2 separate regions of the Homo sapiens genome follow, and region 1 is linked to region 2. A link is an interaction called in ENCODE POLR2A ChIA-PET data of the cell type or tissue named here. Cell type or tissue: CD4-positive, alpha-beta T cell. All regions are shown on one strand. Each heading gives the region's core, and the rest is flanking DNA. Links, peaks and the distances in the headings are about the cores only.

Region 1 (5,498 bases), core at 294-5,293, 120 kb after region 2:
GTGCCCCTCCCCCGCAAACCCAGCCCCTAGGTGGGCCAGTCTCAGCGTCTACACTGTGTGTCCAAGCACCCCCACCAGAGGCCCCCTGGGTTGACACACTTCTCACGGGGGTCACACCACCGGCCTCTGCCTAAAAGCCTGGCTTCCTCCAAACCTCCCTGCAGGACAGGCTGAGGGCCCCGCATTGGACTGGAGCTCACAGAGCTCTTCCTGTACCCAGCCGTACAGGGACGGGCCGGGGTTGGGGCTGCCAGCCGGGCAGGTGGGCCCACACCTCAGCCTGGCTGCGTGGACACCCCCTCAGCCCCTGACCCCCTCAGTCCCTGACCCCTCAGCCCGACCCTGACTCCAGGAACGTGTAAAGGAGGCAACTCCCCCACTCTCAGGCTGTTTCAAGGTCGACTGAGACATGCAAGAAGAGAGATGAGCACTTATGGTCAGAGGAGGAGGTGTGGCTGCCAGGGAGGGCAGTCGTGCTGTGCCCTGTGCTGGGCCCGGCAGGGAGATGGGGCAGCACCCTGAAGAGGGCCCATGTGGCAGGACGCGAGGTGCTGGGTTCCTGGAGGGTCTCAGCACTGGCCTCAAGGCCTGAGGGAACTACCACACACTGCTGGGGACATGTGGCCCCAGGTGGGCTTCCGCTGAGGGTGGGTGTGGACACCTGTGCTGTGCAGAACCAGACCTCAGACATGGCCAGGGATGGGGAGAGGTGGCCCTTGTACCCACTCACGGGCACCCTCGGCCACGCCAGCTAGAGGAGGCCTTGGGGGGCTGGCCCTGATCCCTCACAGCACAGCCCCTGTCTCTGCCCTCCAAGGACCGAGAGGGCAGGACCCACAGAGGACCCCAATAGCAACCCCTGGCCCCTGGCCAAGTCCACACGAGGGGCTTCTCTGAGGTGGGCTGGCCTCAGGTCAGTCCTCCAGGCTGAACCCGGCAATGACCCCAGGCTCCCCTCGGCTCCTCCCTCCATCCACAGGGCTGTCTCCCGGGGCCTGCAGCACCTCTGAGGCTGCACGGAGAACTGAGGCTGGGATGTGCTTGTGAGTTTAGCTCTTCCTTAAACCATTCCAAACTCACCAGTTTTCTCCCATGAGCAAGTACATACATAATCAATGTGTGTCATGGCGGAAGACGGTCCTGCTACACTTGCAAAGACCTCTGACGGGCAGGCACCACAGCTACCACCTCCCCATCCTGGGGCTGGACCCGGGCCCTTACGTACTTCCTGCCTCAGTGTTCCGAATCCACAGGCCGACAGGCCACCCAGCACGGCCCGACCTCCCCTTCTAGACCCGCTTCCTTGAGGGCAGAGGTGCCTGTAACTTCTTCCACAAAGCCGGGAACCATAAAGACCTCACTTCTCAAATGTCTGCTTCCAGAGCAACTGTGTGAGCTCTAAGCCTGGACCGGGATGGGCGCTGTCCAGGGATGTGAGACCTTCAGGGGCAGCTGGTGGCTTTCAGGGCCAGGGCAGCACCACACAGCACACCTCAGATGCCCAAACACGCTAACCCTAGAAACAGAGCCTCAGACAACTTGGTGCCAGAACTGCTCCTTTGGGCTTTTGTTTTGCTGTATTTTATTTATTTATTTTTTTGAAACAGAGTCTCGCTCTGTCACCCAGGCTGGAGTGTAGTGTTGCCATCTCGGCTCACTGCCAGCTCCGCCTCCCGGGTTCATACCATTCTCCTGCCTCAGCCTCCCAAGTAGCTGGGACTACAGGCACCCGCCACCACGCCCAGCTAATTTTTTGTATTTTTAGTAGAGACGGGGTTTCACCGTGTTAGCCAGGATGGTCTCGATCTCCTGACCTCGTGATCTGCCCGCCTTGGCCTCCCAAAGTGCTGGGATTACAGGCGTCAGCCACCGCGCCCAGCCTGTTTTGCTGTATTTTAAACCAAGGACTTCCAGAACAAAAATTCAAGACAAGCCACAGTAGAAACTTCCCAGCACAGTAACCTGGTGCACACAGGCCCAGGAAGGGTTGGAGCGGGGCTAGTGAAAAACACTGAGGCCCCTTGAGGCCTAGGCTCCCATGTGTGCAGGGGCCAGGGCACCTGAGGAGGCAGCAGGGGCAGCTTGGGGTGGCACAGGGACCATGTGGCCAGGGCTGGATGGCTGGGAACTCATGCAAATGGGCAAATGCCCTGGAAGGAAGCAAGAAGGAAGACGGGACACCTTGGCAGCCCGCCCAGGCTCTGGGGCACTGTGGCTGCAAGAGCACGGCTGGCCCACCCTCCAAATGTGGCCCTGCCAAGGCATGGGGGGCCCTGCCCCAGCCACTGGTGCTCTTCCTGGAGCGGGTGGAGGGGCCACCCAGGCCAGGGAAGGGCTGACAGTGCTCGTAAGTGCCATCGTGAAAGTGGAGGCTGGACCGGCTAGAGCTGCTGTCTCACACTCGGGTCTCCACGCTCTCAGGTCCAGGACCCCAGAGAAGGCCACACACAGAGCCTCTCCTCAGAAAAAGTCAAGCCCCATATGCTTGCTTGTGTTTGTTGTTCTTTAGAGACAGGGTCTCACTCTGTTGCCCAGGCTGGAGTGCAGTGGTGCAATCACAGCTCACTGCAGCCTGGACCTCACTGGGCTCAGGTGATCGTCCTGCCTCAGCCTCTCAAGTAGCTGGGACCACACTTGGCTAACTTTTTTTTTTTTTTAATTTTTTGTAGAGACAGAGTCTCGCAATTTTGCCCAGGCTGGTCTCAAACTCCTGGCCTCAAGCTATTCTCCTGCCCCAGCCTCCCGAAGTGCTAGGATTACAGGCATGTGCCACCACACTTGGCTTTCCATATGTTATAAGTACATTTTCCAGGGAATTATGACCCCCTGAAGCCCAATCATGAACCCCAGGACAAAAATCCCAGCCCTGGTCGGACACAGTGGCTCACACCTGTAATCCCAGCACTTTGGGAAGCAGAGGCAAGTGGCTCACTTGAGGCCAGGAGTTCGGGACTAGCCTGGGCAACACAGCGAAATCCCATCACCACAAAACGCAAAAATTAGCTGAGCATGTTGGTGCACACCTGTAGTCCCAGCTACTTGGGAGGCTGAGGTGGGAGGATCGCTTGAGCCCGGGAGGTCAAAGTTGTAGTGAGCTGTGTCACGCCACTGCACTCCAGCCTGGGTAACACAGTGAAACCCTGTCTCAAAAAAAAAACAAAAAAACAAACCCTAACCCTATCCAACGAGAAGGAACAGGCAGCCACACTGAACCTCAAACAGGATCAAAACGTTTACTGAGAGGTTAATACGGATTTGCTGAAGAAAGACGTTGCAATCCATGTTGTTAAAACGTGTTAGCACCTATCAGTTTAAAAAACAAGATGCGATTTTCTCTGAATAGGAAACATGTCGGCCTGGTGCAGCTACCCCTCCCCCCGCCCCCGCGGCTTTTTATAAGTGGTTTGTAAGATCAGCCCTGTGGCCTGTGTGAACAGAAGCACATCCTCCGCTACGGAAAACAAGGCTGGGGCCCCGGCGGCTCCGCGTGGATGTGGGTCTGCTTCTGGCCTTGCAGACCTGCCATCTCGTGGTCCAGGGGCCCCCTCCCAGGACTGTTCCTTCTCTACTGTCCTCCACCTCGCAAAGGCAAATGTGGGGGCATCAGGGAAGGCCAGAGCCCAGCACTAAGCCCCGCTCCATATCCACTCCAGCACACATCCCAGGCGGCATCCGAGGGCCTGGAGTGGCCCTTCGCCCACAGCCGGCCAGGCAAACACGGGGAGGCCAGGGCCCTGCACCCCTCTAGCTCTGCAGCTTGACCTCAGGGAGCTCCCACAGGGGTCGTTACCCCAAATGGGTATCCACCACTGCACTGGAAAAGCAGCAACCAACAGAACCTGACCTCTGGCGCTCGGTTCCGCCCCCCAGTGGGTCTCCCCATAAAGCCCCGCCCCCCGGTGGGTCTCCCCATGAAGCCCCGCCCCCCGGTGGGTCTCCCCATAAAGCCCCGCCCCCCGGTGGGTCGCACCATGAAGCCCCGCCCCCCGGTGGGTCTCCCATGAAGCCCCGCCCCCCGGTGGGTCTCCCCATGAAGCCCCGCCCCCGGTGGGTCTCCCCATGAAGCCCCGCCCCCCGGTGGGTCTCCCATGAAGCCCCGCCCCCCGGTGGGTCTCCCGGTGGAGCTCGGCTCCTGCAGGTCCGCTCCGGAACCTGCTGACTCTCCTGCGATTCCTAAACTGGCAGCGATGCTCCAGAGCCTCTTCCGCCCCGACAGCAGCCCCACCTCTGCCCGGAGCCCGGGGCGCCTCCACTGCCTCTCCTCACACAGCTGCCCGCCGCGAGCTCCCCCTGCACCCTGCGCCTCGGGGTGGGCGTTCCAGGACTCCCCGAACCCTTGGGGCCGCCCCGCTCTGGGCTGCCTGTGCCCCACCCGCCTCACTGGTTGATCTCACCCACTTGAGATGCCCTCGCCAGGCCTTTTTTGGCAAATCTGCCTCCCTGTTCCCAGGCTGCCTTTTTCTATTATTTCCTCCCCAAGCAAATCCATCCACTCCACACCTGCTACCTGACAACGACCTGCCAGTGCTGAGCTCCAGGGTGGGCGCGGTGGGTGCAGACAGGTCGGCAGGCACAAGGACAGGGTTCTCCCTCCCGAGGCAGGGCGGGGGCGGGGGGGCGCAGAGGTGGCTGAGGGTTGGGGGCTCCAAGCAGAGCGAGCTGAGTTTGCCGAGGCCTGGCTGCCTTGGCGGCCAGCAGGTGAGCAGGGTGGGCCGAAGCCTCTGCAGGGGCCATGTGGCCCAGCCACACCCAGGAGGCCGGGGCAGAGCAGACAGGGGCCCGGGGCGGATCTCCCTGCCCTGCTGTCGTCCCCCCTGTGCAGAGTGGACCCGGTGTGGGGTCCGGGGCGGTCTGCGCCCTCATCAGGACCCGCCTGCCCGGACATCGTGGCCACGCGCAGCGCGCGGCACGCGGACCCTCCCCGCACTCACCAGCGTGTGGCGCTTCATGTGCTCGCGCCGCGTGAACTTCTTCCCGCAGATCTCGCAGGGGTAGGGCCGCTCTCCCGTGTGCGAGCGCATGTGTCGCTTGAGGATGCACTGGTGCATGGCCGAGAAGCTGCAGTACGGACACTTGAACTTCTTCCTGATCACCGTGAACTCATTCACTGAAAGAGAGGGACCCGCGAGGCGTCAGCAGGGCTTGGGATGTACCGCCCTGCGGCCCACAGACCACGGCTGCACGCCGCAGCCCAGCAGCCAGGACGGGCTGTCTCCCACGGCCACCCACTGGGGGCTGGTCAGCACTGCGACAGGCCAGGCTCCCCCACCATCTGCATAAATTGTCCCACCCACTGTCTGGCAGGGGCGGTGCCAGCAAGGCTGAGCCCCAGGGAGCTCAGGAGCCCCAGCTCTCAGGAGATCTTTCCATCCAGGCCAAAGGCAGGAGGCAAGGGGTAAGAACGGCCAATGCTGAACACAGTGCCCGGTCCCTGCAGGACCCTCCTTCCAGCCCTCAGACCCCACTGGGCATGTGTGGGTAGCAGGCCCTGGGCGTGG
Region 2 (5,209 bases), core at 210-5,209:
TAAAAATACAAAAGTTAGCTGGGTGTGTACATGTAGTCTCAGCTACTTGGGAAGCTGAGGCAGGAGAATCTCTTCAACCGGGGAGGTGGAGGTTGCGATGAGCTGAGATCACGCCACCACACTCCATCCAGCCTGGGTGACAGAGTGAGACTCCATCTCAAAGCAAAAAAAGAAACATAGGTGGGACCCTTGGTGTGTCCTTAGGGCATGATGGTTGAGGTATACTGCTGGTCCTGTCATGTAAAAGAAAACGAGCCGACTCTGTGTCTACTGGAGAAAGCACTGCATATATCAGCCACAGTCAATACCTCGCTTCTGCAGGGACGGTGGCTGCCAGAGTGGGAGGCTTTGGTAGCACCCATGTCGTGGAATCACAATGTTGTCGATAGCTCTGGGGTCTTGTACAAAATGCCAGATCCTCCCATTTGGTTTCCTTATGGGAAGGATCGCAGTACTATAATACATGGGCTTGTGCAAGGGATCATTATACCCTTTTCTCTTTTTTTGCTTTTCTTTGAGACAGAGTTTCACTCTCGTCACCCAGGCTGGAGTGCAATGGCGCGATCTTGGCTCACTGCAACCTCCACCTCCTGGGTTCAAGTGATTTTCCTGGCTCAGCCTTCTGAGTAGCTGGGATTACACATGCCCGCCACCAGGCCTGACTTATTTTTGTATTTTTAGTAGAGACAGGGTTTCACCAAGTTGGTCAGGCTGGTCTTGAACTCCTGACCTCAGGTGATCCACCCACCTCGGCCTCCCAAAGTGTTGGGATTTCAGGCATAAGCCACCAGGCCCAGCCTTTCTTTCTTTTTAAAATTAATCTTTGTTTAAAAATACTCTCATTTTTTATTTAATTGTAGCACTCCTAGATCCCGAAAGCAGATACACTCTTGTTATGGGTCTGATTCTTTTCATTGCTTCACGCCTTAGAGGATATTGTCCAATACTGGATAAAAGTTTACTCAGGTCTACTTCCACTTTAACGGGGATGGCTGAATATCTCTTCCACTTGGCTGTTCGTTTATAATGAACTGACAAACATACAAATTTTCTTGAGTTCTGTGAGACATTCTAGTAAATCATCTAACCTGAAGAGCAGGTTGTGAGAACCCCTGATTTAGAAAGCCCAGTGGTCATAAATATAAGTGGCTCTGGACTGGCTCCCGGGGTCTGAAGTGTGGGCAGTCGGTTAGGATTGAGCCCTTGTAATTTGTAGGATCTGACACACCCTCCAGGAAGGCAGTGTCAGAATTTACCTGTATTATATTGGACACCCAGTTAGCGGTTGGAGAATTGGTTGCTGGTATAGAAAAATACCAAATATTTTATGTCAGGGGAGTGAAAGAAAAAACAAAAACCCGGCCGGGCGCGGTGGCTCACGCCTGTCATCCCAGCACTTTGGGAGGCCGAGACGGGCGGATCACGAGGTCAGGAGATCGAGACCATCCTGGCTAACACGGTGAAACCCCATCTCTACTAAAAATACAAAAATTAGCCGGGCGTGGTGGCGCGCGCCTGTAGTCCCAGCTACTCGGGAGGCTGAGGCAGGAGAATGGCGTGAACCCGGGAGGCGGAGCTTGCAGTGAGCCCAGATCGCGCCACCGCACTCCAGCCTGGGCGACAGAGCGAGCTCCGTCTCAAAAAAAAAAAAAAAAAAAAAACCCATACACTTTAAGGAAAGCAACTGACAGCATTTGTTACCAGTGATAAAATTTGAGCTTTGAAGTAAGAATAACAATTTTGCCATTGTGCCCGGGCCAAGAAAAAAAAAAGAATTTTGCCATTGTGAAAGGCTTCCCAGTACTTTCTGATGAGCTTGACGGTGATATTAACAAATAACTTTTTTTTTTTTTTTTTGAGATGGGGTCTTGCTCTGTCACCCAGGCTGGAGTGCAGTGGTTCAATCTCAGCTCACTGCAACCTCCGCCTCCCAGGTTCAAGCGATTCTCCTGCCTCAACGTCCCAAGTCGCTGGACTACAGGTGTGCGCCACCACGTCCAGATAATTTTTGTATTTTTAGTAGAGATGGGGTTTCACCATGTTGCCCAGACTGGTCTCAAACTCGTGACCTCAGGCGACCCGCCCACCTCGGCCTCCCAAAGGTGGGAGGCCTTGCTGGGATTAGAGGTATGAGCCGCTGCACCTGGCCTCTTGTCCTTGTGTTTTGCAGTGATGCAATGACCATGTCTTACATTTGCAACCAGAAAAAAAGGTTAGTGTAACAATGTTTATCCTGTTTTTCCCAGAGTAGACATTATGAAGATTAAAAAAATTTGAAAGTGTTTTGAATATAATAAACTATGCTATACACACAACATTTTGGTGACTAGAAATACAAGTTTATTGTTTGTTGTTTGTTGAGACAGGGCCCTGCTCTGTCTCCCAGGCTGGGTGGCACAATCATGGCTCACTACAGTCTTGAACTCCTGGGCTTAAGCGATCCTCCCACCTCAGCCTCCAGAGTAGCTGGGACTGCAAACGAGCACCACCACGCCTGGCTAATATTTGTATTTTTTGTAGAGATGGGGTTTCACCATGTTGCCCAGACTGGTCTCAAACTCCTGGGCTCAAGCAATGCTCCTGCCTCGGCCTCCCAAAGTGCTGGGATCACAAGTATGAGCCACTGCACCCGGCTGAGTTTCTGTTGTTTTAAGCCGCTTCATTTGTGGTACTTCTTACAGCAGTCCCAGGAAACTGAGCAACTGCAGAACATCAAAATTGTTTTTCTTCAGCAAAAGGAGAAGCACTTGTGGTTGGCACCAGCTTTTCCTGTGCTCACTTCTGCATGGCCGCACCTTTGCCCGACACGAGTGCACAGCAGGCTGTGGGGGAGCAACTGGTTGAGTCAGGCCTCCACTTGTGCCGTATCCCCACCTGCTTTGCTGGACACCCCTGTTTGGGGGGCACCCACTGCTGCCCCAGACACCAAGCAAGCACCAGCTGTGTCCAAAACATACAGTCACTGTCTTGGCCCGTTTTGTGCTGCTGTAACAGAATGCCACAGACTGGGTAATTTAATACAGAACAGAAATTTATTTCCTCAAAGTTTTGGAGGCTGGGAAGTCCAAGAGCAAGGGGCCATCAGGTCAGGGCCTGGTCTCTGCTTCCACGATGGCACCTTGACCACCGTGTCCTCACGTGGTCAGAGAGAGCCCACTCCCAGGAGCCCTTTTAATAGAGCAGAACACTGCTGCGCTGCGGTTAAGTTTCCAACACGTGAACTTCGGAGGTGACACATTCAGATCATAGCAGTCACTCTAGGCAGAGTGTCTGATGTGGTTTTAAAATACGTTCACAGACTGGCCGGGCACTGTAGCTCACGTCTGTAATCCCAACAGTTTGGGAGGCCAAGGTGGGTGGATCACCTGAGGTCAGGAGTTCAAGACCAGCCTCACCAACATGGTGAAACCCCATCTCTACTAAAAATACAAAATTAGCCAGGTGGTGCATGCCTGTAATCCCAGCTACTCGGGAGGCCGAGGCTGGAGAATCGCTTGAATCCAGGAGGTGGAGGTTACAGTGAGTCGAGATCATGCCATTGCACTCCAGCCTGGGCAACAAGAGCGAAACTCTGTCTCAAAAAATAAAATAAAATAAAATACATTCACAAGGCCGGGCACTGTGGCTCACGCCTGTAATCCCAGCTACTTGGGAGACTGAGGCAGGAGAATCGCTTATAACCTGGGAGGTGGAGGTTGCAGTGAGCTGAGATCACACCGCTACACTCTAGCTTGGGCAACAAGAGTGAAACTCCGTCTCAAAAAAGTAAAATAAGGCCAGGCATGGTGGCCCACACCTGTAATCCCAGCACTTTAGGAGGCCAAGGCGGTCGGATCACGAGGTCAGGAGTTCGAGACCAGCCTGGCCAACATGATGAAACCCCGTCTCTACTAGCCTAGCCAACATGGGGAAACCCTGTCTCTACTAAAAATACAAAAATTAGCCAGGCGTGGTGGTGCGTGCCTGTAATCCCAGCTACTCAGGAGGCTGAGGCAGGAGAATCGCTTGAACCCAGGAAGCAGAGGGTGCAGTGAGCCAAGATTGCGCCGCTGCTCTCTAGCCTGGGCGACAGAGCGAGACTCCATCTCTAAATAAATAAATAAAATAAGAAAATAAAATATGTTCACAAATCCTTTGACATTCCTCACCTCAAAAGCTGGAACCCAACTCCCTCCTAAGCATGAGTCTTCTCAGTGACTCACTTCTAACAGCAGATCTTACATGGTTCCCCACACCCAGAGGACATTGGGTTCCTCCCAATATCCCCCCACCCAGCGACCCCCACCCAGGTCGCTGGCTTTGGGTCCCCCAGAGCCATGTTTCAAGGACACTCAGGCAGCCCCTGGATGTCCATGTGGTAAGGAATGAAGGCCTCCTGCCTGCAGCCTCGGGAGGGAGCATTCTCAGAAGAGGATGCCCCACCTCCTGCCCAGCCTTCAGATGGCCAGGACCTCGTCCAACGTCCTGACTGCAACATCATGAGAGACTCCGAGCCAGAAACCCCCAGGTTTTGTACTCCTGACTTATGGGAACTGACAGATAATGTTCGTTGTTAATTAAGGGGTGACTTGTCACACACAATAGGTCACTAAACAGCTCTGTCTGGCCTCCCAGGAGGAGCCTGCCTTTCCTTTTCTTCATGGGAAAAGTGCGATCAGTTTGTGAAGGAATGTCCGCCCCCACTTGATGCCAGAGGCTCCACATGGTGACTGTCATAAACTCCATCTGCCCTCAGTGCCTTGCCAGCACCCGGCCTGCGATCAGCTTGGTCTTGCGGGAGGCCAAGGCCCACGTGTGTTTGTGTGTGGTGTCTGTGTCTGCGTGCCCATGCATGCCCAGGGTACAGGGATGCCATATACAAATTCTTTCAATGTTGTATGTGGCATGTGTGTGTCTGTATGCCCAGGATACAGGGATGCTATATACAAACTCTGTTTTTTCGTTTTTTTTTTTTTGAGACAGAGTCTTGCTGTTTCGCCCAGGCCGGACTGCAGTGGCGCTATCTCGGCTCACTGCAAGCTCCACCTCCCGGGTTCACGCCATCCTCCTGCCTCAGCCTCCTGAGTAGCTGGAACTACAGGCGCCCGCCACCACACCCGGCTAATTTTTTGTATTTTTAGTAGAGACGGGGTTTCACCATGTTAGCCAGGATGGTCTTGATCTCCTGACCTCGTGATCCACCCGCCTCAGCCTCCCAAAGTGCTGGGAT

What was found. Peaks named below come from ENCODE experiments on the same cell type or tissue, not always from the same donor. Only the 100,000 strongest peaks of a DNase experiment are listed, where the experiment ranks them.
Region 1: POLR2A ChIA-PET joins it to region 2 with 5 read pairs; 13 of 35 experiments call an interaction of 5 or more read pairs at or near these places.

What each region holds. Positions count from the first base shown.
Region 1 is chr20:63,747,755-63,753,252 of GRCh38, forward strand. ZBTB46 (zinc finger and BTB domain containing 46) reads right to left here. Exons shown (of 5, transcript NM_001369741.1): 4 at 4,932-5,107. Among named protein-coding and RNA genes, the nearest start is that of ZBTB46-AS2, 6.7 kb to the left of the region's middle. RefSeq lists enhancers at 4,037-4,987, 4,988-5,498. In CD4-positive, alpha-beta T cell, for the core only: no CTCF peak of the experiment used is centred there; DNase peaks (open chromatin) are centred at 3,407, 3,857, 4,237 and 4,917; H3K4me3 peaks cover 522 bases; H3K27ac peaks cover 833 bases.
Region 2 is chr20:63,632,759-63,637,967 of GRCh38, forward strand. No RefSeq gene overlaps it. Among named protein-coding and RNA genes, the nearest start is that of MHENCR, 8.1 kb to the left of the region's middle. RefSeq lists a silencer at 2,769-2,818 and an enhancer at 3,019-3,068. In CD4-positive, alpha-beta T cell, for the core only: no CTCF peak of the experiment used is centred there; DNase peaks (open chromatin) are centred at 2,763 and 3,253; H3K4me3 peaks cover 1,079 bases; H3K27ac peaks cover 3,107 bases.